3 separate regions of the Homo sapiens genome follow, and all the other regions are linked to region 1. The links are chromatin loops, found by intact Hi-C in ENCODE. Cell type or tissue: PC-3. All regions are shown on one strand.

What was found. Peaks named below come from ENCODE experiments on the same cell type or tissue, not always from the same donor. Only the 100,000 strongest peaks of a DNase experiment are listed, where the experiment ranks them.
Region 2: a loop joins it to region 1, with 5 times the contacts of the local background. A loop is called at or near these places in 8 of 110 quality-filtered maps.
Region 3: a loop joins it to region 1, with 5 times the contacts of the local background. A loop is called at or near these places in 5 of 110 quality-filtered maps.

Annotation. Positions count from the first base shown.
Region 1 is chr14:37,226,170-37,234,169 of GRCh38, reverse strand. The region is part of intron 1 of MIPOL1 (mirror-image polydactyly 1); the gene reads right to left. Among named protein-coding and RNA genes, the nearest start is that of MIPOL1, 32 kb to the right of the region's middle. In PC-3, CTCF peaks have their summits at 1,083 (motif pointing right) and 3,391 (motif pointing left); DNase peaks (open chromatin) are centred at 1,119 and 3,369.
Region 2 is chr14:37,168,499-37,176,498 of GRCh38, reverse strand. It overlaps SLC25A21 (solute carrier family 25 member 21), which reads left to right and starts at 3,893. Exons shown (of 10, transcript NM_030631.4): 1 at 3,893-4,218. The coding sequence starts at 4,149. It overlaps SLC25A21-AS1 (SLC25A21 antisense RNA 1), which reads right to left and starts at 4,473. Exons shown (of 1, transcript NR_033240.1): 1 at 2,705-4,473. RefSeq lists enhancers at 3,620-4,198, 4,199-4,778. In PC-3, a CTCF peak has its summit at 4,357; a DNase peak (open chromatin) is centred at 4,388; H3K4me3 peaks cover 2,948 bases; H3K27ac peaks cover 1,291 bases.
Region 3 is chr14:36,649,009-36,657,008 of GRCh38, reverse strand. LOC105370455 (a long non-coding RNA gene) reads left to right here. Exons shown (of 2, transcript XR_943758.3): 2 at 1,551-3,217. Among named protein-coding and RNA genes, the nearest start is that of PAX9, 8.9 kb to the left of the region's middle. RefSeq lists enhancers at 112-849, 850-919, 2,326-3,064. In PC-3, CTCF peaks have their summits at 731 and 936 (motif pointing left); DNase peaks (open chromatin) are centred at 648, 948 and 3,998; H3K4me3 peaks cover 1,225 bases.

The DNA.
Region 1 (8,000 bases):
ATTCTGATTGAAGAATAAACCTGAGCAAACTTTCTACCCGATGGGTGCCAAAACCATTGTACCCAGATCAGCTGCAGACAACAGCAGAGCTTTCAATGGAAATTTTAAATAAGTAGGATCAAGATCCTGAAGCATTTCTTTGAAGACTGTAACAGAGATAAACATGGTTTTATACCAGTATGATCCTGAAGACCAAGTCCAACCAAAGCAATGGCTACCAAAAAGTGAAAGTGGTCCAGTCAAAGCAAAAGTGGACTGGTCAAGAGCAAAGGCCATGGCAACAGTTTTTTAAGATGTTCGAGGCATTTTGATTGTTGACTTTCTAGAAGGCCAAAGAATGATAACATCTGCTTATTATGAAAGTGTTTTGAGAAAGTTAGCTAAAGCTTTAGCAGAAAAATGCCTAGAAAAGCTTCACCAGAGAGGCCTCCTCCCCCACAGCAATGCTCCTGCTCATTCCTCTCATCAAACAAGGGCAATTTTGTGAGAGTTCTGATGGGAAATCATTAAGTATTCACCTTATAGTCCTGATTTGGCTCCTTCTGACTTCTTTGTGTTTCCTAATCTTAAAAAATCTGTAAAAGGCATTCATTTTTCGTCAGCTAATGATGTAAAAATGACCGCACTGACATGGTTAAATTCCTAGGACCCTCAGTTCTTTAGGGATGGACTAAATGGCTGGTATCATTACCAACAAAAGTGTCCTGAACTTGATGACACTTATGTTGAGAAATAAAGTTTATATTTTTTATCTTTTAATTCCATTTTTCCATAAACTTTTTGAAGCCTCCACATATAGAATAAACTTTTTGAAAAAGTTAAAGGTTTCTGAAAAAATATGAAAGTTAAATACAGCCAACTGACTTCTTCTTGGGGCCAATTTATATTTAAATTGCACTCAGGCCACAAGTACCTGATGTTAACCTAACCTTTGTAGTGTCTGTATTACAAACACTGGCCCCAACAATCAAAGAATGACTGGAAATTTTAGGGAGTATTGAATTACTGAATCAAGCCCAAATGGTGTTTTCAGTAGCATTTCATCACAATAAAATACACGTGTTACCCCAAATAGTGACACTAGAGGGTGCTCTCTTCCAAAAGACTGGTCAAGACTGGCATCAATTTAAAAAGATGAAGCCATACATGCATGGAGTGGATGCCTCACTAAGCTGATGAAACAGTATACACCTCAGCTACACTGGAGAAGACTTATATACTCACTTAGGATGACTACTGAATAGTTTAATCACTGTATAATCTGGGAATTTTAGAGTGGCCAGATTTTAATCTTTCTGCCTTGGCAGCATGATATAGCAATGGGATTGCAGGTTCATTAAAAGAAGTAAATGAAAATCAAATTTGCTTGATCTCCAGAATTAGAAAATATGTTGGCAGGCTGATTTAAAGGCCCCAACTGACATGATACTTATGAAAAATTGAGGAAAAAAAGTGAATTTGGTCTTAGAAAAGTGACACATGCAAGTAAATGCCTCCATCAATACTATAAAAAGGTACAAGTATTGCTGAAAGAGAAGAACAAATAATAGTCAAAATGGTAAGAGGATATTAAAAGGTACAAGTATGTGTTGACAGAAGAGGAAAAAGAATAGTCAGAAGGGTAAGATGACATTAGAAGACTTGTGAAGAGATATAGTTGCAATTTCCATTTTCCCATTGGATGGCTCAAGTCCTGGTGATCATTGGAATACTAGTATGTTTCTCCTTTTATATAAAATATTGAGAAAAAATGTGAGACAAATTATAAAAAGATGACTGAACATGTGTAGCAAGATACTAATAAGGGACAGAGAGTACACTGTGAAGAAAACAGTTAAGCTGATCTATACCTTAACCAAAACTCCTTATAAACCCTGATGTATAAAATTTATTAGCTGAGTGATAATTCTTCAATTAGTAACTTCTTTTATAACTTCTATTTTCTAGGTATTACTTGTATTCACAGTGTGTCTTTATAACATTGTATACTATAAAACAGTATACATTAGGTACACTGCAGAAGTCAAGCATGATTTATATGCCAAACAATAATAAAATATTTTTTATTTTTTATTTTAATTTTTTTTAGAGACAGTGTTTGGCTCTGTCATCCAGGCTGGAGTGCAGTGGTGTGGTCATAGCTCACTGCAGCCTCAAATTCCTGGGCTCAAGTGATCCTCCCACCTCAGCCTCCTGAGTAGCTTAGACTACAGGCACATACCACCATATCCGGCTACTTTTGTAAAATTTTTTGTAGAGATACGATCTCCCTATGTTGCCCAGGCTGTTCTTTAACTCCTGGCCTCAAACGAGGCTCCCACCTCAGCCTCCTAAAGTGCTAGGATAACAGGTGCGAGCCACTACTCCCGGCCTGTAGGGCTTTTATTCAGTTTTCTCACACCTCTTTGATAGTAATTTTTTTTTAGTGATTAACCTTTACTGATTGTTCCAAAACATTCATCTTAGTTTTCCTAGAGAGAATGCTTTTTATAATGAAATTTCCATTAGCTTACTTTAATATAATTATATAATTATGATCACAGATACAATTAGCATAAACAGGTTTGAGAACAAACACACCTGATACTACTTTTTAAGTAGAGAAATCAACTGGTAAATGCAGAAGTATCTACAAGACATTCATCTATTAGCCTTAGTATCAAGCACACCATAGAAATCAGTCAGTATGTTAATATCAGTGGGAATGCAGAACTTCCATTATTTTGGCAAATCATTGAGTGCAAGCCATTTAAAATAATTTCAACTGTATATTGAAAATATTAGCTGGGCACAGTGGCTCATGCCTGTAATCCCAGCACTTTGGAAGGCCAAAGCAGGAGTCCTGCTTGAGGCCAGGAGTTTGAGACCAGCCTGGGAAACACAGGGAGAATCCATCTCTATGAAAAATAAAAACATTAGCTGGGCATGGTGGTGAGTGCCTGTAGTCCTAATTACTCCAGAGGCTAAGGTGGGAGGATCGCTTGAAACCAGGAGTTTGAGGCTGCAGTGATCACACCACTGCACTCCAGCCTGGGCGATACAGCAAGACCTTGTCTCAAAAATAATAATAATAATACTAATAAAATCTTTTACATTTTCTTGGTCATTAGAGTACTGACTCAAAGTGTAAGGACAGACCAATAAAAACTCACTAACTCCACCAATCAACTGTACACATTCTCCACAGATAACCGGAAAATAACATATAGATAGATAGATAGAGATATATGGAATAAAATTATATTTTGCCTCTAGTTACATAATGAATAGGTAAAATATTGAATTGTACTACATATTGGTTTACTTAAGTTTAATATTATTATCTCATCGGCTGCATTCCCTTGTTTGCCATGCAGTAGCACAATATCATTAGTATACAGCGCCACCTACTGGAGAAATAGACTCACTTTGCAAAGCTTATATATCAGTCCTTTTTATTAATTTTGCAGTAAACCTAACAAAACTGACTTTTAGAAAACCCAGCTTTTCATCTATAACATGTAATTACCCACATTTTTCCTAACCAAGATTCTGACCAAAATTTCTCATTTGATAAGTAATATTTATGAATACTTGGGATTTCTTCAACATCTTATAAAATTTTCCCATAGGAAAAAGAAAAGTGGCAGCTGATTTCTCCAAGGAAAAACTTAGTATTCACGCTGTCCCTTTAAGGAAGATGATAAAATATACAAAGCTACTCCACAAGATAGAGATATGGAGCAACACCCTGCAAGCATCACTGTAAAACTCTCTTCAAAGTTCCACTGGTCACAATAACAAACAGCTAGAGACATATACAAAAGCAGAAGCAGCGTTTCTCAACACTTTGTTGACCTTTTCCTATTAATAAATAACATAGCAAAACTTTTTTTATTTCTTAAAAATTCGGTGAAAATTTTTAGTCCTGTTAGAGCAGGTTTAAGATTATCAAAATTCACCTCTTAATAATGATTTTTAAATGCATATTTATGTATCTTGACAAGTCACAATTGTACATATTTATGCACAACATGTTGTTTTGAAATATACATTGTGGAATGGGTGCATCAAGCTAATTAACATATGCATTATCTCACATGTCTTTTTTGTGGTGAAAACACAAAATCTACTCTCTTAGCAATTTTTAAGAATATAATACATTGTTATTAACTGTAGTCACCATGTTTTACAATAGCTCTCTTGAACTTATTCCTCCTGTCAAACCGAAATTTTGTCTCCTTTGACCAACATCTCCCCAATCACTCCCATCCCCAACCTTTAGCCCCTGATAACCATCATCTTCCTATTTCTAAATCCAACTTTTTTAGATTCTACATATAAATGAGACCATGCAGTCTTTTTGTAACATATATAGTTTTAATGTAAAAATATTTTAATCCTTAATGTAACTAAACTTTGAGTCAAACCCCATTTTTGAATCATGACAAAAAGTATGTAAATTTAATTTAATAAAAGCCCCTAAAATCAATCACCAGCATAAAGAGGTATATAATCAGTAGTGACCGTAACAGATTTTTCCTCCTAATAGTTTTATTTCTACATCGCTGCATAAACTCAATATGGAATTTAAGTATATATCTCTTCATGTTGTTGACTTAATTTAATAATGTTAATTGGTCTGCTACTCTGTAATGTTAATTCATATAACCAATGGGCTTTTTGGGTTTTGTTTTGTTTTTTGGTTAGTTTAGTCTTAGTGGCAAAAATGAATAATGGGCTTGGCTGGGTGCAGTGGCTCACACCTGTAATCCCAGCACTCTAGGAGGCCAAAGGCAGATAGATCACTTGAATCCAGGAGTTTGAGACCAGCATAAGCAATATGGCAAAATCTCGTCTCTACAAAAAATACTAGCTGGGTGTGGTAGCACACGCATGTAGTCCCAGCTACTTGGGGGCTGCAGTAAGAGATCACTTGAGCCAGGGAGGAGGTTACAGTGAGCTGAGATCACACCACTGCAGTCTAGCCTGGGCAACAGAGTGAGACCCCGTCTCAAACACATACACACACAAATTAATCTTTTAATAATATTTATAAATTTAACAATGCACTCATTCATGTCTCTAGTGCCTGTTTTGCACAATACCTAGAAAAGTATATATATGTTTAAATAAGCTATATACAGTAAAGATGTTTGATGAAATTGTTGACTTATTTTAGAAACTTTACCATTTTCAATCTATTAACTTTTCTTTATTGGTCAGGATACTTATTTTACCAAATCAAATCTATTCATTTATTTAGAGACAGGGTCTCACTATGCTGACAAGGCTGGTCTCAAACTCCTGGCCTCAAGCAATTCTCCCGCCTTGTCCTCCCAAAGTGCTGGGATTACAAGTATGAGCCACTGTGCCTGGCCACAAATTGTTTTCAGTATTTCTTCTTTTGGGTGCCTTGCAACACTAATTACACACGAAAAATGTGAAGCAAAGTATTTTTGATAAGTTGATTTTTTAATTATTGTTTCAGACCTTTAACCCAACCTGAAGAGAGAAGATAAAGATAGTATCAGTGGTTGAAAGAAAGATAATTTGCTTCCTAAAGAAAGAACTACATTTCATAGGTAACCCAATACAAAGTTTTCTGCTATTCTCTGGGTCATGGTGCCATCATGTCACTACCATCATCCCTAGACCCTAGCAATAAACTGTTTGTTCTATTTACGAGGACAAGAAACTAAACGGTTTTTTAGGTAAGGTAAGGTTGGAGTTTTTGTCCTAAAAATGTTTTAATCAGAAGTCAGGAAGGTGTCCAGTTCCCCTTAAGACAATGAACTGCAAAAGGCTGTCAGTTCTCTTCCCCAAAATCCACCTGGAACTACTAAAAAAAAAAAAAAAAAAAAAGAAAAGAAAGAAATCATTGACCTGAGGAACCAACCAAAAACTTCAAGAAATCTGTGTCAACTGTCTTGAAATAGGGTTGGGGGCCACCTCAGGTGAAAGGTAGACACTGGTGATGCTGAAAGAATAGGTGAGAGAAAAATGTGTAATGTGTATGGTTCTTAAGTCCCTGATGTTGCCTTAGGTCAATCATTGTCTGTCCCACCAATACAGAAATCCACAGCAATAGCCCAAGCAGCAAGTGCCAAATGGTACTGTCAAGGCAGGGTAAAAATCTTGCTGGAGTAATGAAAAGAGATGAGATCTAACCATCATTTCCTCTTCTACTCTATCCCTTTCCAAATCCCCATCCTAGTTGGATTATAACCATAGCAGTTCCTATTAAATGTGCAGGAAAATCATATTTCCTAGCCTTATTTATATTTTGGTCACTTGAATTGTAGACAAAGTAGTGTGGGCAGATGTGATACAAGCGAATTTCAGGACTTACCATTAAAGGCATTCTATGAGCTCCTTTAGCCTTCTCTTCTCCCACAACAACCTTGAGAACCTTGCGATGGTGGCATCACAAGATAGAAGGAGCTTTAATCTCTAAGCCAAACTCTGTATGAGTGAAACACCAAAAATTATTTGGGTGTTATAAGTGCAAGATAGTCTCTCCTATCCTGGTACACAACTTAAAGAGATTGCCAGCCTACTTCCCTCAATGCTGACTAAAGGAGTTCCTTGTTGCAATAACAACAAATGTCAACAGTGATTCTGTGGTGCCTGAGACTCAATAACCTCCAGCTCACCCCACTTCCACTTGTGAAAATACACACACACATACACACACACAAACACACACACCACACACTTCATGTTTTAGACCTTGGATGTGTCTCTGTTCTGCTGCACCACCATTTCCAAACCCCAGATATGAGGAGAGATAGTATACAATGACTCTGTATAGGTTAAATAATTAACTACACTTAAAAAAATTCAAATTATTGAATACATGAATAGACTATACAGTGTTAATTGATCACCTCTTTGGGGGAAATGCACCATTTCATTTGAACAGCAAGCAGTCTCTAAGAAGCAGGAAAAGGCAAGAAATAGATTCTCCCTAAGAGATGCTAAAAATCCCCAGCCCTACTGCCATTTTCATTTTAGCCCAGTGAAAATTATTTCACATTACTGACCTCCAGAACCGTAAGATAATAAATTTGTGTTGTTTTAAGCCACCCAATTAGTGATTTTTTACAGCTGTTACAGCAGCAGTAGGAAACTAATACATATGCCTTATGAGTTCCCTAGCTCTCACAGCACCTCATATATTCAGAGACATTTTCAGCTTCTTACAAAACAAATTCAAAAGAGGCAGCATCACAGTCAAGAATTAACTGGACACTGAATTCTTAATAATCAGGAAGCTGCCAAAAATCTTATCTCCAAACTCCCAAGGAGTATTTCTCACACTACCCAGAAAGGAGTCCTAAGCCAGCATGTTAGCTGAAAGGTAAAACACTTTCCCTTTTTTTTTGAAATAGGATCTCACTCCACTGCCCAGGCTGGTGTGCAGTAGTGCAACCATGGCTCACTGCAGTCTTGAACTCCCAGGCTCAAGCAATCCTCCCATCTCAGCCTCCTGAGTTACTGGGACTAAAGGCATGCATGCACCACCACACCCAGTGATATGGTTTTGCTGTGTCCCCACCCAAAAGTCATCTTGAATTGTAGCTCCGATAATTCCCTCATGTTGTGGGAGGGACCCAGTGGGAGAAAATCGAATCGTGGGGGTGGTTTCCCCCATACTGTTCTCGTGGTAGTGAATAAGTCTCATGAGATCTGATGGTTCTATAAGGGGGAACCCCTATTGCTTGGCTCTCACTGTCTTCTCTTGTCTGCTGCCTTGTGAGACGTGCCTTTCATCTTCTACCATGATTGTGAGGCCTCTCCATCCACGTAGAACTGTGAGTCCACCACATGGAACTGTGAATCCATTAAACCTCTTTCTTTTGTAAATTGCCCAGTCTTGGGTGTGCCTTTATCAGCAGCATGAAAGCAGACTAATACAGCAAATTACTACCAGCAGAGTGGGGTGCTGCTGTGGATACCCAAAAATGTGGAATCAACTTTGGAACTGGGTAATACTCAGGGGTTGGAACAGTTTGCAG
Region 2 (8,000 bases), 58 kb after region 1:
TGTGCCCAGCCCTTTAATTTTGACACAATCAGAAAAGAAAGTTTTTAAACAAAGGGTGGTCAGGTGTTTTTTTTTTTTTTTTCCCAAATGTTGGAAAGTTAAATAAAATGATATCAGAGAAGTGACCTCTGGAACACTTGGCGATGTCTGGAGACATTTTTGGTGATCATAATCGGGAGGGAGTTGTTACTGGCATCTATTGGACTGAGGTCAGGGACGCTGCTAAATATCCAACAATGCACAGAACAGCCTCCTTCAACAAAAAATTACCTGTCAACAGTTCTTTGGTCTGACTTAGAAAATTCATGCTAGCCGGGGCTCACACCCATAATCCCAACATTTTAGAAGGCCAAGGTGGGAGGATGGCTTGAGTTCAGGATTCATGATTAGCCTAGGCAACTTGGCGAAATGCCCTCACTATTAGACATTTTTTGTTTTAAATAACAACAGGCTGGGCCTGCGATCCCAGCATTTTGGGAGGCTGAGGCTGGTGGATAACTTGAGGCCAGGAGTTTGAGACCAGCTTGACCAACATGGTGAAACTCCTTCTCTACTAAAAACACAAAAATTAGCCAGGTGTGGTGTGTGCACCTGTAATCCCATATACTCAGGGGGTTGAGGAGAATCGCTTGAACCCGGGAGGCGGAGGTTAAAGTGAGCTGAGATAGTGCCATTGCACTCTAGCCTGGGCAACAGGACAAGACTCCATTTCACAAAACGGCAGCAACAACAACGACAATAAAAAACCCCCATAAATAGTAGCTTAATAATATAGCCTAATCATAGAAGGTCTAATAATAAACATAGCCTGGCCAGGCCTGGTGTGGCTTACACCTGTAATCCCAGCACTTTGGGAGGCATAGATGGGAAAATTGCTTGAGTCCAGCAGTTCCAGACCAGCCTGGGCAACATAGAAAGACCTTGTCTCTAAAAAAGATTGTTTTAAAAATTAAAACAAAACAAAAAACCATAGCCTAACAAATAGAGGGCTCCTAAATTATACTTACGTTCAAATTAATACCTTAGCCGAATACTCAGTGTTATTTTGGGGGAGTTACTTAATCTCAGTGCCAGAGTTTCCTCCTTTGTAAAACAGGAATGAGATAATGGATTACAAAATGCTTAATTAGCCCAGTTTCTGGGAGAAGGTAAAGTCAATGAATGTTGTTACTACAATTGACTAGATAGGTTGAATATGGCCTGAAGGTTGCAGATTGCTCTTTACTTTCCTAGAACCTCCCCTATTCTCCCCAAACAATCCAATTATCTTTTAATATGTTATTTCTAATCTGATATGAAACAAGAAATCAGATATCCACCCTTTTAAAAACTGGTTCTAAAATTAGTTCTAAATGGATTTCTGCATGTTGATGGCTTAGAGGCTTTCTTAACTCCTAGATTCCCAGTTATGTTCCTGAAGGGTTTTTTTAGCCACTTGACAAACGATAGGGAAGTCAATAATCATGTAATTATCAACCAAGATCAGCTAAATAAATCAATAATTTAAAGAATATAATCTTCATACTTTAGCAGTTTTGCCCCATTAGGATATCACATCACTATTCCAAATAATAATAGAACAACAATGTAATAGAGGCTAGGGAATCTGAAATAGGTCAAGTAAATATTACCATTGCTTCCCAGTACTAAATCTTCCAGCATTCCAATATTGGCCATGAGCAAATTTAGCTGCAGATAAGAATTACATTCCATTATCAGAGCGTTTAGCACAGTGAGTACTTATTGGCTCTGTATTGACTCTTGTTAACTCCCAAGCTCTAGAATGTTCTCATGCCTAGGCCCCATATCCTCTAGTATTCTAGAGGTATAGGACTGGATTATATGTGATATCAAGTCTTGCTTTTTTCACTCAAAGATATCTCTTCTAGTCTGGAGAGGTTAAAAAGAGGAAGTAACTTTTTAACAAGGATAACTGGGAGTTTTCCAACTGAATCCACAGAGCTTTTTAGAGGCTGGGTCTTAGACACAAACTTGCTCCCACCTACCATGGATAAGATCTTCAGAGGGGAAGACACTCATGGAAATAATTATGTCAAAAGATTGTCTTTAAATCTTGACCTAAAAGTATTATTGCATTTCCTGGATAACGTAGGGAAGGCAAAAATTTACTTACAAGGTGGTAGGATCTCCTCCATTAGATTGTAAGTGCCACAGGGAAGGGATTTGTAGTGATATTGTCAGTACCTAGGCAAGTGCTAACACTTAGTGAGCTCTCAGTGTAGAATCTGTTTCAGTGTGTGCACTAGGGTTTAATAGTTGTGACCAAATTTTTAAAAACTAAAAAAAAATGGAATTAATTTGTGGGGGTATTTGTGTCACAGAATGTAGTTTTTTTAGCCTGTGGTTAATATTTAAATCTACAATCCAATGCTATCAAAAGAAGGAGTCCTGTGATGGAATCCCAGCTATACTATTACGCCTAGTGTGATCTTGGAAAACTCAGCTTCTGCTTTGAAAAATGAGGAAAACATTTTCTATGAGCTCTGAAATTCTGTTTCTATACCTAGTATATAACAGGTTCTCAATATTTGTTGAATAAGTGATTCTATATTGCACTCAAGATTCCCTATTTAATTAGTAAAAAGTCTGAAAGATATTGCTCAAAAGCCTTTATCAAGTTAGCAAAATTTCTGAAAACTATTTCTTGGTAAACATTTTCAAACTTAGCAGTTTTAATCAAATATTTAATGAAATGAAAAACTTTATTTTTGTATATCTGATCACATAAGCAGCAAGTCTCCCCAATTCCTCAAGCACTTTAAATAATTTTGCCATATATCACTGATCAACTTTTAATGACTCAGCCTAAGAAATAAAAAATCAAGTATGAAACCAAATTATTGTACTTTGTACATTTGATTAGAAACCACATAAATTGAACCATACTAAATTGCTGATATTCAACGGTTTTTGACCTCCAAAAATGGCAATTTTTACATGGCTCACACTAAATATATTTAGCAATAAATAATGTGTTTTAAGAAATATTACAATAGGGCTTCTAAAGCCTCCCAATTCTCTCTTTTACTCTTATCATCTCCTGTCTGTTAGGGGTGTGGCAGGTATTTTTGGAAAATTTCACAATCTTATATCTCTCCTACATAACACAGGCAACTTGTAGTTTTAAAAGAGTATAAATTAGTAGTTTTGTTTTGGTAACTATCCTAAGGGGCTAGTAAGAATAATCAAACATTTTATTGAGAGAATATACTGTTAAGTTCCTTAATGTTCCTCAATTGTTTAAGTCAGTGGTTCACAACCTTTAAAGTTCATGACAATCAACAGAGAACTCGTTTCTGGGCCCTATCCCCAGAGATTCTGATTCCGTTTAGGTCGGGGTGGGACCCACGAATTTGACTTCCTAACACATTCACAAATTATGCTGATGCTGTGGGTACTAAAACCACTTTTAAGAACCACTGACCTGGGTATAGAAGAAACTATTTGTAACCAGGCTTTTTCTTCTTTTGGTCCTTAGGTAAATAAAACTCAAGTTGATGAGGTATGATTTTACCTTAAATCAAAACCATTTTTGGTAAAGTACTACCTTAGCTCTATTGTAAGGTAAGTGTAAATTAGATTTGCTTTGACTTAGTTGCTACAGACCACAATTATAGGACAACTAACTGAGGAATTTATTCACTTGTCCCTTCTTTTGAACCTCACTGTGCTCTGGCTTGCCAGGAGGTGCAAGTGTCGTCCCCGCTTTGTACTTGGCGCTCCAGGCCTGGGTCACTTCACTTGAGTTATCAGAGGCAACCGTCTAGTTTGACAAACTACCGGAGGCTCCTGATAGAGAAGGGCGTGGGCGCCAATCTAGGAGACAAAGCCTGAGCCGCTGCGGTGAGCCAACCCAAACCCATCCGCGGGTCTTCTTTCCAGAGACATTTTCGGAGCCGAGGGCGCCTCTGCGAGAGCGCTGCGAACAGGTTCCGACGCGCCGGAGATCGCGCGACGAATCTGCGCCTCGAACCCTCGCTTTCCAGCAGTCGCCGGATTGCTGCTCCACAGGGAGCCAACGCGCTTGAGGACCAGCCCAGCCGGGGCTCTCTGGATCAGTAGGCTGTGCAGGCTGCGAGCTCGTTGACGCATCTCAGCCCACTCCCTTGTCCTCCCGCCTGGCGAAGATGTCCGCCAAGCCTGAAGTCAGCTTAGTGCGCGAGGCTTCTCGGCAGATCGTGGCCGGTGGTTCTGCAGGTAAGGACAGCCCGCCCTGCCCCGCCGGAGGCTAGTCGCTTTCCCCACCGCGTGTCCTGAAACCGTTGCCCAGACAGGTCTCCTTACTGAAGTTCTGCCCTCTTCCTCAAAATTCAGCGCTCCCGGAGCAGTGCTTGAGCCCCTAGAGGCGCGAGAGCAGAGGAGGCCGGGAGTTGATTGCGAGTAGTGGGTGCCCCAAGTAAAGTTGCCTCGGCGTCCGCGCCGGCCGCTCTCGGGTTCCCGGCATTGTCCGTTCCTAGCCTGTAAAGCAAGTGGCAGAGCCCCAAGGGCAGCGACTTTGAGGCGGTCTTTTTGCCTTGCTACCTATTTTACTTGAAAATGATCCAGTTCGGTCTGACTTAGTTTTATCAATTGTAGAGTCTTTCTTCAAGCTCGCTCAGGTCTTACATAAATCCTGCATTCCTCATCAAAGTACTTACAGGACTCCACAGGACTTCTTATTGCATACTGTGCTTGCTTGGGGATATTCGTGCCTTAAATAAGGATATTAAAATTAAATGCATATGTAACACACATAAACACCTTTGATATAATGGGCTCACGTTAATTTATAGAGTTATGCTGTGGGGAAAAAATAAACCTTTAGAAAAAAATGTTGTAATTAATCTTAGAAATACTTTTAAATGTAGCTGGAGAAAGTTACTAACCACGACATGTGTTATGTGCAAGTATTTTAAAGCTATTTTAAAATATAAATTATGATTTGGTTTAAAATTTTATCTTACAGTCATGCATTTTTATTATAAATATATAATTAAAATAATTGCCATAATTGGCTCATAACCAGAAAACATTTTATAAATCTAGCCATTCTTTCAATAAATTATAGTAACTCTAATAAATCCTGTTAAGGCAATGACTAGAAAATGTTTAATGTTTAACTTCGACTAGTAAAAGTTTCTGTATTTTCAAACAAATTTGGACTTTTTGTAAGGGATTACTGCAAATTATGACTGGTTATCATTATGTCATGATCTACTTGCATCTCAGGAGTAACGTAAGCAGCCACGTGTCACTTACAATCTGTACACTTTCTTAAAGATGGTATTTCATCAATATCACATTAGAGCCATTCATTGCTTACAGGAAATTGTAAAATCTTTCCCCTCCCCTCCCCACCCCTCCCCTCCCCTCCCCTCCCCTCCCCCCTTTTTCTTTTCGATGGAGTCTCTCTCTGTTGCCCAGACTGGAAGGCACCGGAGCTGGATTGCCATGGCGCGATCTCGGCTCGCTGCTCCAACTCCCGGGTTCAAGCAATCCTCCCATCTCAGCCTCCTGAGTAGCTGGAATTACCGATGCGCATCACCATGCCGGCTATTTTTTTTTTTAATTTTTTTTGTAGAGACGGGCTTTCGCCATGTTGCCCAGGCTGGTCTCAACCTCCCGGGCTCAAGTGATCCTCTCACTGCAGCTTCCAGAGTAGCTGGGACTACAGGAGCCCACCACCATGCCCGGCTAGTTTTTTGGGGAGGTGGGGGAAGGGGATTTTTTTTTTTGTAGAGTCAGGGTTTCACCATGTTGTCCAGGCTGGTCTCCAACGCCTGGGTTCAAGCAATCTGACCCCCTTGACCTCCCAAAGTGGTGGGACTACAGGCGTGAGCCACCACCCGTTATTATAATTGCAGTGGCCCCACTGCTTGCTCTTTCAGTTTTCCAATTGTGATGATGAATTTGCACCAATTTATTTACCATTTTTGGTCAAATTCCGCAATGCCTAAGGTTCTGTCTTCTGTACCTGACTCGTTGATTTGTAGTCTATGACCCTGATGAAAGAAAACTCAGCTAGTCCAAAGAGAAAGTGAGGCCAATTGATTAACATCCTAAGCTAAGACTGATGACTCATAAGCACCTGTATGCTAATTTATATGATCATACTATGTATTAGGCACAGCTAAACTCAAAGAATGTTAAAAGTAGATCATACTCGGCCAGGCACGGTGTCTTACGCCTGTAATCCCAGGACTTTGTGAGGCGGAGGCAGGCGGATCACCAGGTCAAGAGATCGAGACCATCCTCCCCAACATGGTGAAACCCCGTTTCTACTAAAAATACAAAAATCAGCTGGGCTTGGTGGTGTCCGGCTACAGTCCCAGCTACTTGGGAGGCTGAGGCAGGAGAATCGCTTGAACCCAGGAGGCGGAGGTTGCAGTGAGCCGAGATCGTGCCACTGCACTCCAACCTGGCGACAGAGCGAGACTCGGTCTCAAAAAAAAAAAGTAGATCAAACTCTGATCCTACTTATGCTGTTTTGTTGAGTGATAAGTATTTGGCATAAATATGTGTGATTCCATCATATATTCTTATAAATGTAACTAATATAAATGCAAATTAGGATATTTATAAGATAAAAAATAGCATAGTTGATTTATATAGTTAATACTATGGAGTTATTAATAAATGATTAGAGTAACTTATACTTTCATAATAGTAAAAAAGAATTATATTTTCTTTTACTTGGCCAAAAACATTTTCATAAAACTTTATCTTTATTGCACTGTAGTACATGTGGGCTAATCATATTATATATACTTGGTCAAGGGCCAGATAGAAATCAATACACAAGAGAGGAAGAATTTTAATAAAAACAAAATAGATTTGAATCTCTGGCACTGGAGTTCTAATCACTGGTATTGTCCATGAATACAACACTTCTGTGTGTGTGTGTGTGTGTGTGTGTGTTATGACCTTTTGTTTGTAAAGGCCAAAGATACATTCTGGCTTTCTTAGGTGAAAAAGAAAAGAAACTGGGAGGTTTATTGGAGAGATACCAGGGTATCTCGTGGAATTCAAGGTCTGGGATGCATTCCTGGAACAAACTGGAATAAGGGGCTGGAGTGCTGAGGATAACTCAGGAAGTGAAGTCTCTCCATCTCTTCTCTTTTAGTAGTCAAGTGTTCCTAAGGCAGCAGGGAGGCAGGTAATAATAGGGCCACAAGTATTACTACTACACCTTTCGGGATGGCTTGCAAGACTTCCACAGACACTCGCCTAGTAAGGAGTAAGCAGGCCCAAATGCAGTCAGATAGTTTATTAGTTATACAGACAGCAAAAGCAAGACATCATGGTGCCAGCTCCCTGTGCCCATAGCACCACAGTCAGCACTGAACAGAAGAGACCAGAGGATAGGTGGGATGAGTGGGTCACTCTGCTGTTAAGGATCTACCTCTAAACCACAGCCACGTAGTTTTATAGACTTAATGTTGAGATCTGCAGCTGTAACCTACATGGGGGTAAGGTGGAAAGTCTTGCGTTCAACTGAAACTAGGGAGAGGGATGAGAAGCGGCCGTGTGGCAGTCTTCCACAAGATAGCAGCTCCTCCCCAGGCTGCTTATCTACCCTTTCACTTGGAGAAATCACAGGGCATTCTGCCAAGACTCAGGCCAGATTATGGTCTAACCTTGCCTGCTTGGTCTATGTGAAGATATAAGGTTGTCAGAGTGCCACACTGTGAAGCTATTTCCTTGTGTTCCCCTGGTGTCCTCCTCAGTCCTCTTTCTCACAGTTGACTGCTGGGTTTTTTGTTGTTGTTGTTCTTTAGTCTGTGTATCAGAATGTGATCCCCAAGACTTCTTTTTCCTGGAGAGAGTGAGAGACTAACTTGCTTTTTTTTTCGGTTCTAGTCCAAAATCCTGGGGAAAGACTAAAAATAACCCAGCATTAGTAGGGGCCCACCTCTGTACCAATCAACTGTAGCTAATCCCTATGCAGATTGGTGGGGCGGGTGAGGTGGGGAACCTCAGGGGAGATTATTTTCCAGAGA
Region 3 (8,000 bases), 580 kb after region 1:
AGGGGAGGCTGGGCTGATCTAGCCAGAGGGAGGGGGATTTCGTCTTGCCAGGGTTGCAGCATTAGCAGAAGTTGCGCAGCTTCGTGAGGAGGACGCAGTCCGTGGTCACTATACAGCCATCAGCTGCAGCGCTCAGGAGAGGTGCAGCTGCGTGTGGGAAAAGCAAGATTGCCGGTTCTTCAAGCACAGCTGTTTGAGACCCTGCCCTCAGGTGTCGGCCTGAGGGCTTTGGGGCTGCCTCCTTTCAAAGACCTTATTGGCCTAAATGCTGTCTGGAAAAGATAAACGAGAACCAGGCCGCGCCTCTAAACTCTGGTTTCGGGACTCACATGAAGCCCTTCGGGGGCTCCCACTGTGGTCTGAGTTATGTTGAATGCAGCTTTATTGCAAGGTCCAGGTTGCCTGCAGGCTGCCAGGCCCAGCCCGCTGTACTCTGATCAGAGCCGGACGTCTGCCCTCTAGGCCCCAAGCTTCGGCTGGGCCCGAACTGCTGACGGAGGGACCAACCCACTCTAGACCCAATTTCTGGCTTCCGAGGAGTCTGAATCAACTCGCAGGCCGGAGTCATCTTGACCGACTCGAACGTTCTCCCATTTTCAGTGACCCAGGGCTCACTCACTGCGCGTTTCCTCTAGGTGGCATGATGCCCTTGCGAGTCGCCCCCAGTCCTGTGGCGTCTGGCGAATCCTCGCACCTGAGCAGCGGACGGGGCGATAGGGGGTTGGTGCGCTGCAAAGTCGAGGAGCTGCGTTTCCAGCCTGTCGCCTTCCCCGAGTTCATCCCGCCACCCACCAGCCCCCGTGCCGACTCCGAGAGCGGAGACTGGTGTTGCACAGTCCTAGCTAATCCCTCGAAAACAGGAAGCGGAGGCTGGGAGCAGCGGGTTAGCGTCGGAGTCGCAGAAAATTTCCCGCAGTCTTCGAGTCCCCCAGCCGCCTCTCCCGGCCACCGCACCTTGTCACAGCGCCACCTATAGGAGCCAGATTAGATCGCGCACCCACTGTAGTTTTTGACAAGGTTGGGAACCGCCTTTGAAAATCCACAGAATTTCAAAGCCCGATATTTTTGGTTCCCCCTTTCAGATCCCTCTGCACCCTCAACTCTCCATTGACCCCAAGGCTCCGCATCATTCTCCACCATGCTCCAAGGGAAACCCGATCATGTCTTTTCACGATTCACCGAAAACCCATCTTCTATGCCCTACCGGGCGGATTCTCTTGCGGCCCCCAGGGGCTACTCAAGGACACTGGTTGTGAGCTGTCCTTGCGTCAGGGCGGGAGAGCTGGAGACAGCAAAGAAGCTCTGCAGGGAAGGGTGTGGGGAGTGATGGACCCATTCTTCTCCAGTTCATCCTACCATTTGTTGAGGGCTCACGTCAAACACAACAACCATACCAAGGAGGTATTATTCTAGTTCCCATTTTACAAGAGACATTAAATAAGAACACAGAAGACACTTGGACTAAGCGAAATCATATTGTTAATTAACAGGGGGAAATCTGAATTCCACCATGTCCCCATTGTTGTTCTCTCCATTTCCCTAATCTGCAGGAGCAGCTCACGCTGGAGCCCCCAAAGAAGCCCCCATACCTCAGGTGTCTACACTGAAAGTGGACACTCTTCTACCCACCTCCACACTTTAGAAGACAGAATGCCGCCCAAGGCCGGACCCAGAACCCGCAGCAAAGAGGATCTGCAACCTTGTCCTCCTCACTGCTGGCCAAGAGTCCACGCCGCGGAGGTCGCAGCTGACTAGGTGAGGGCGGGAGACTGCCTGCTCGTCTCCTCCTGGCCCCGGCTATCCAGGGCGTCGAGGTGAGGTCCGCAGCCACTCGGGCGGTGCACAACATGTTCCAGGAGTCCCGCGGCCGAGCGGCGCACAGAGGAGCAAGGAGAGGACCGGAAGAACCGTGCTCTTGGCTGCAATTTGTTTCCAAGAGTGCCAAGACATGCCCGAGACTCTCAGCGCGCTCTCAGAGCATCAACTCAAGCACCGAAAAAATCTACCTTTGCCTTCCCGGGGATTCATTCTGGGGTATGCCTGTGTGTGTTTCTTTTTAAGACCACTATAGTGGGAACAAACCAGGAGGTGCCGAGTTGCAATAAAATTAGAACCCATAATTAACACAGCTAGCTGGGCCCAAGTGGCTCGGAAGTGCACGTAGTGGAGTCAGTTGGCCTTCCTCCGCGGAGTCCGGGCTACAGTTGCGTTTTCTTTCTTTGGAATGCATCTTGGAGTCAGGATCAACTCCTTTCATTCCCTGCAAACAGCGAATAAATAAATCATTTCATTTATAAAAAACGATAACGATAAAGAGATTTCAGCGCACCCTGCGAGAGGTGGTAGTCAGGAGAAGAGAAAGCCCAAAGGTTGTTAGGTGCAGGGGTCACTTTTACTGCCTTGGGAAAATGCATTTTAGCCGCGGAATTCGTTCCGTGGGGATTGGGGGTGCGCCTCCGAGGCGGGCCCGAGGGCCAGAACTGCGAAATCCCAAGTTAGTGTTTTCAGGTTTCGGACAAAAACTGCGATCCATACGAGGACCTTACTGTTCGCATCTTGGCGGGGATCACGAAAGCTCTACAGGCCAGCAGGAACCTTGCGGCTAGCGGGGGCATTCCTGCAACCTCCTGCGCAGGGATCCTACGCCTCAGGTCTTCTTACTGGCTGGGGTTGGCCCTCCCGGGAACTGGGCAGGCTCTAATAGGCCCCTCTACCTGCAGGCTGTTTGCTCCAAGAGGCGGATTTGTGGGGTCCAGGGCGAACCCTTTCCTCTTCCCTTTGCCAGTCAGTGCTCCTCCTGCCTAAAAATTTTACCCTCACCAGGACCAACGAAAGAGCTGACCTCTTACCTCCTCCACAGCGGCTGTGGCTTTCTAGACAAGCTGCGTGTCTGAGCCACTGGGAGAACAGAGTATAACCACCTCTCCATGGACACGATTGGAAGGCAGTTCTAGGAAAATTGTTAAAGGACCCAACAATGTTTTCAATGGACACACAGAGGCTAAGGAAGAGAAATGTAAAAATGAAATAAATATAATTTCAAAAGTGTTTAACTCTTTAATAAGCCAGGAGGGGTAAAACACAGTACCATCTTTGCAGAGTAAACCAATTTTGCCAGCAGGTACAAACTGTTGTGTTTTTTTCTAACGAGAGAGGGGGGGAAAAGGCTGCTTGCATATGATTCACATTTTTCATCAATAAAATGTTTTTAAATTAATATGAATTAGCCCATTTTTTTTGGTGGGGGCGGGAATCAAGCAAGTGTTGCTGGTTTTCTTCAACAGATGCACTGTCCTTTGCACAGAGGTAAAAAATAATTTGTAAAGTGTTGTTTATTCAGTGAAGCTACCTACACATTTTTAAATCTTAAAGATGTTTAAGTTCATAATGTCATTGCGTAATCCATTTTGGTAGTGCATTTAATAAAAATCATATTACTGGCAGGACATTTAATAAAAATCAGACTAATTAGCAAGGAAGGGCATAGTAGACAAAAAGGACAAAGAAATCTCTTGAGCAGAAAATTTAGAAAAATAAAGAAGGGTTTTTAGACAATACTAATCCTTCGTGTATTGTTCCAATTCCTACAGTTCTGTTTACTGCAGTTCTTACGCATTAAAGTGCTACAGTTTGGGTTCTGTTTCTATGCCATATTCAGACTGTAAATTTAATGGCTGCAGGGGGGAGAGGAAGGATTGCAAAACCAGAGATTAGCACCAGAAATGCTGGACCAGTGTCCTATGCATGATGCAGCCATACCACTGAGGCTACCATTCTTGTCAGACTCCTAGGGTGGATATAGAGGATTGGGGAAGAAGGCTAGTTCTATTTCCTGCAGGATCAAAATGCCAGCCCAATACATTGGCTGACCAGTGAGCCACTCCTTAGAAGGATAGAAAACCAAGGTCATGGCCACAGGGGACCTTTGAAAAGCCCCATATCACCTTCCTGCAGGACCAGAGGTGTGAATCTGATGTTCTGGCAAGCTGACAACACAGATTCCCTTAGCAGTTTTTATTGCCTGAGTGATTCATATTCAATTCCTCTGGGATTGAGTTCTGCCCTGCCACATGTTTCCATTCTTGGAGACACCCCTTTCACTAGGAAAAGAAATAATGATCCCATTACTCCATGTAAAAAACCTTCATAATGCCAGTTTAAGGCTAAAAATTAAATCCCTGAAAGTCAGAACATAGAAAAGTCAAAATTCTTTTAGTCTGTCCAAATCACCCTGCTTCCCAGGCTGTATAATGCATGGTACATTTACAAGCCTCCCCAGCAAAGCCAACAACCAGTTCCAGCAACCAGGCACTGCTGCTGCTGTGTTTTAAAGGGGAAATGCTGGAGCACCACCTGACTGGGCAGATTTTCCATTTGCAGTTTGAATGTTTCATGCCAGTAGATTTTAGCACTTTCTTGCTAGATGAAAGTACTATACTGCATGCATTGGCAAATGGATTTAAAACTTAAAGAAAGCAAATTAACTTATAGGTAACCAAAAGCAATTCAAAACAAGAGAGAGACACCGTAAATACCTCGAAGATTTTCCAGGTACCTAAAACTCTCTAAATCCAGCTGTAGCATTCTAGATCAGTGCTATACATTTCTCCAACTCTGATACAAAATGAAGTTCTTCAATGGTAATTGATGTAAGTAGGTATATTTTCTTCAACCCTTCCCCAATTTTTATTTTAGAATTTAACATTTATCCATCCAGTTTTCCCAAGAGGAAAAAATACAGTCAGTAGAAAGATGTGTTATTTAAATTGTATTCTGAAAATTCAGACATAGCTCATATAAGGATTATAACTTCCAGAAAAAGTCTTCCCTACCTCTTCTTTCAATTTTAAAGTAGCTAAAAGTATGAGTTTTCTTTTACAACCAGACTTATCTATAATATTTTGGCTGTGAAACAAAATTACTTAAGACTTTCTGTTTCTCTTACATCAAAGCGTATATATATATACACACACATATACACACACACACAGAAAACAGAGGGTTAACCTGGTAGAGTTGTGTGTAAGTTGAGCCATGGCTTCTGGCCACAACATGCACATGATCTGTGTGTTTCATCATGTAACTGCTAAGGCACATGAGGGTTTTGGGGGATAAAGGTATTAGGTACATAGGAGACATCATTATTTCTATTAGAGCAATTAGTCTCATGGAGAAATATATACCCTTAGGGCAAAATATACATTGAGTTTTGTAAAAGGAATGAATAACATACACTTGGATATCACTACATAAAAGCTGCACTTTTTTTCCTCTATAGGAACATTTTTTGTGTCAATAAAAATGATGAAGGCAAAGCTAGGCAGCCTGGACGTGTCACCAGAACTCAAGGCATAATTTGGGATTTCACAACTCTATCACCCAGCTGTCCAAAAAAAATCCCAAACATATATTTTAAAGCCCTCCTGAAGACATGCTTCTCATTATACAGCTAAGCCTCAATTAACCAGATAACTCAGGAAAGTATTTGAAGGAGGACATGGTGTCTCGTGAACATTTTCTAATGTCTTTGAACAAAACAGAATATAAGAAAAGGAAGTGTGTGCATGATGTACTGTCCCTTATGATTTTTTGACATGAAAAACACTTTAGAAATCAACTCAGGTCATTTCCATGCCTTCCCCAGAATATAGTATAAGAGGGGTAGTTCAGAAAGGTGAATCCAAATGGATGCTTCTTTGATAACCACAACTTTCTGGTAAATATAATACTTAGGTAGAGCAGAATGGGGATCATTATATATTACTGTGACAACAGTGAAAATCAAGATAGAGAGTCTGAATAGCTGGTTCTTGGGTGAAGAACAGTATTTTGAGAAGGAAGATGAAAAGGGGAGAGGGAATTGTTTTTGTCAAAGATTAAAGAGAAGACATTTTTTCTCCCTTACCTTACTCCACTCCCACCACTCCAGGCATCTAGGGAAACCCAAATGAATGCTGGGATTAATAGCAGAGGGATATAAACATTGTAAATTAAATTCACTGCTATTTTTGCTACAACAAATATTGCCAACAAGTTTGCATATATATGTGTGTCACAATACATTTAATCAATTCATTTATAAGAAAAATTTGTCAACTTATCTCTGAAGATAACCCACAGTATGAGATTTTCAGAAACATGTCAAGCTCAAAGGACTGAATTTAGACCCCTTATTTGCTTCTTAAGTCTGCTAAAGATATGTGTTCAGCCTATGGGCTGCATTGTAGGTCCATAGGCCCTTTCTTCCCTGTCCTCCCTGGAAGTCAGTACTGACTTGGGGAAACACAAAGTCTTTATTTTGATGCATATTATCACTTGTGTCTGAGAACCTGGCATTAAGAAACGGTAATGAAAATTACTGCAAACTGTACCAGCCAACTAGAGAAAGTTATGGACACTAGGAGAGTTTGCTTTTTATAGTACTTTATCCAATACTTCTCTCTTCCCTTAGCTTCATCCCTATTCCTTTCTCTGAGATTCTTTCTCTCTTTCTTTTTCTTTCTTTCTTTCTTTTTCTTTCTCTCTTTCTTTTTCTTTCTCTCTCTTTCTTCTCTCTCTCTCACCCCCCTCACACACACACACTCTGCACCCATACACTCCCTAGAAGAAAGCAGCATTTTACATAAGATTTTGGTTTTTAAAATGTTGTTTTCTCATTAAAATTCCATGAAATACTTGAAAGCACACCAGGAAACTAAGCATAACATTACCAAGAAGAGTTCCAGCGAGGTCCTAAAGAGTTAGCTTTCTTCATCTAGATTCCTAAACCCATCATAAATGCATATATGCCTGGATCAATCTTGGAGCTTATATTTTAAACAATCCGTGAAAAAGTATATCCAGACTTTTACATGTTTTGGAGAAATCACCATGCAGCTAACACAAAGTCAACCTTTGCCATCTGTACTTGCTCACAAATCCCCAAAAGCAGGTAGATTGGCCTTAGCTACACAGCATTAAGGAAACACGAGCTTCAGCCAATCCAAAGTGGAGTTTGGAGCGATGAGAAGCCACTCAAAGTTATCAGTGTTCTGTGGCTGTTCTCTGATCCATGGTTTAAGTCCACTCATACAGTTGGACCAGAAATGATGATTTTGACAAACTCCAGTTTATCTCCTGGAGCTTTCTTGGAACATCAGTTTGGGTTATTTTCTGTAGTATAGTTGTACGTGCCAATCTCAGGGCAGCTGCCTTTCTTTAAGCTCATGACTGAGGGTGGCAAGAGGTAGTGATTAGTCATCTAACCTCTCAATAGCTGTAAATACTAATTGAATATTTTGAACAACTCTTCAGGTCACATGACAACATGTGGCCATTTGCTTCTTAGACTTCTATTGCATAGCTCGGGGAGCAAATATTCTTTAATAATTGTTAAATATATCTTACAAATCTTCCAAAGAGGAAAAAGTCTCCATCCAAAATTAAACACAGGTTATGTGCTAAAAATGGGCAGTTGGAACTAAAACATAGCTGTTATTATCTTTTCTACAATAACATTTACACACTATTAACTTTTCTGCAATAACGGAACATTAAAGAATAAAATGTAAATTTTACTGCTTTATTTGCAGGGATGAAGGTCAGAGTGTCAAATTGCAGATTTTGGATCCTCAATAATGGGCCGCTGTATTTAACCTCTTCAACTTCTTTTCTCCACTTATAAGAAGGAACAAAATAAAATGTTTTGTGGAAGTTTATATTGAAATGAGGTCAGGTAAACTAATGACTGCTTGGTATTTTATGACAAGTTTTATAACCTTGGAGTTGCCATAACTTTCAAACGATCATCAATAAAGTTTTATTGCAAAAGGGTCGCCATGTGTCTGAATGCTTTTGCACATAGTAAAGCTATGCTGCCCCATTGTCGTAGCTCACCAGCCCCTTTTCACCCCAGCCATAAAGTCCTCTTCTTTTTTATTGGAGGTTGAAAAGTCCTCGGGTCTGCTCTCCTCCATCAAGTTGGCAATGTGGGAACAACACAGAAATTAAACTACATGATT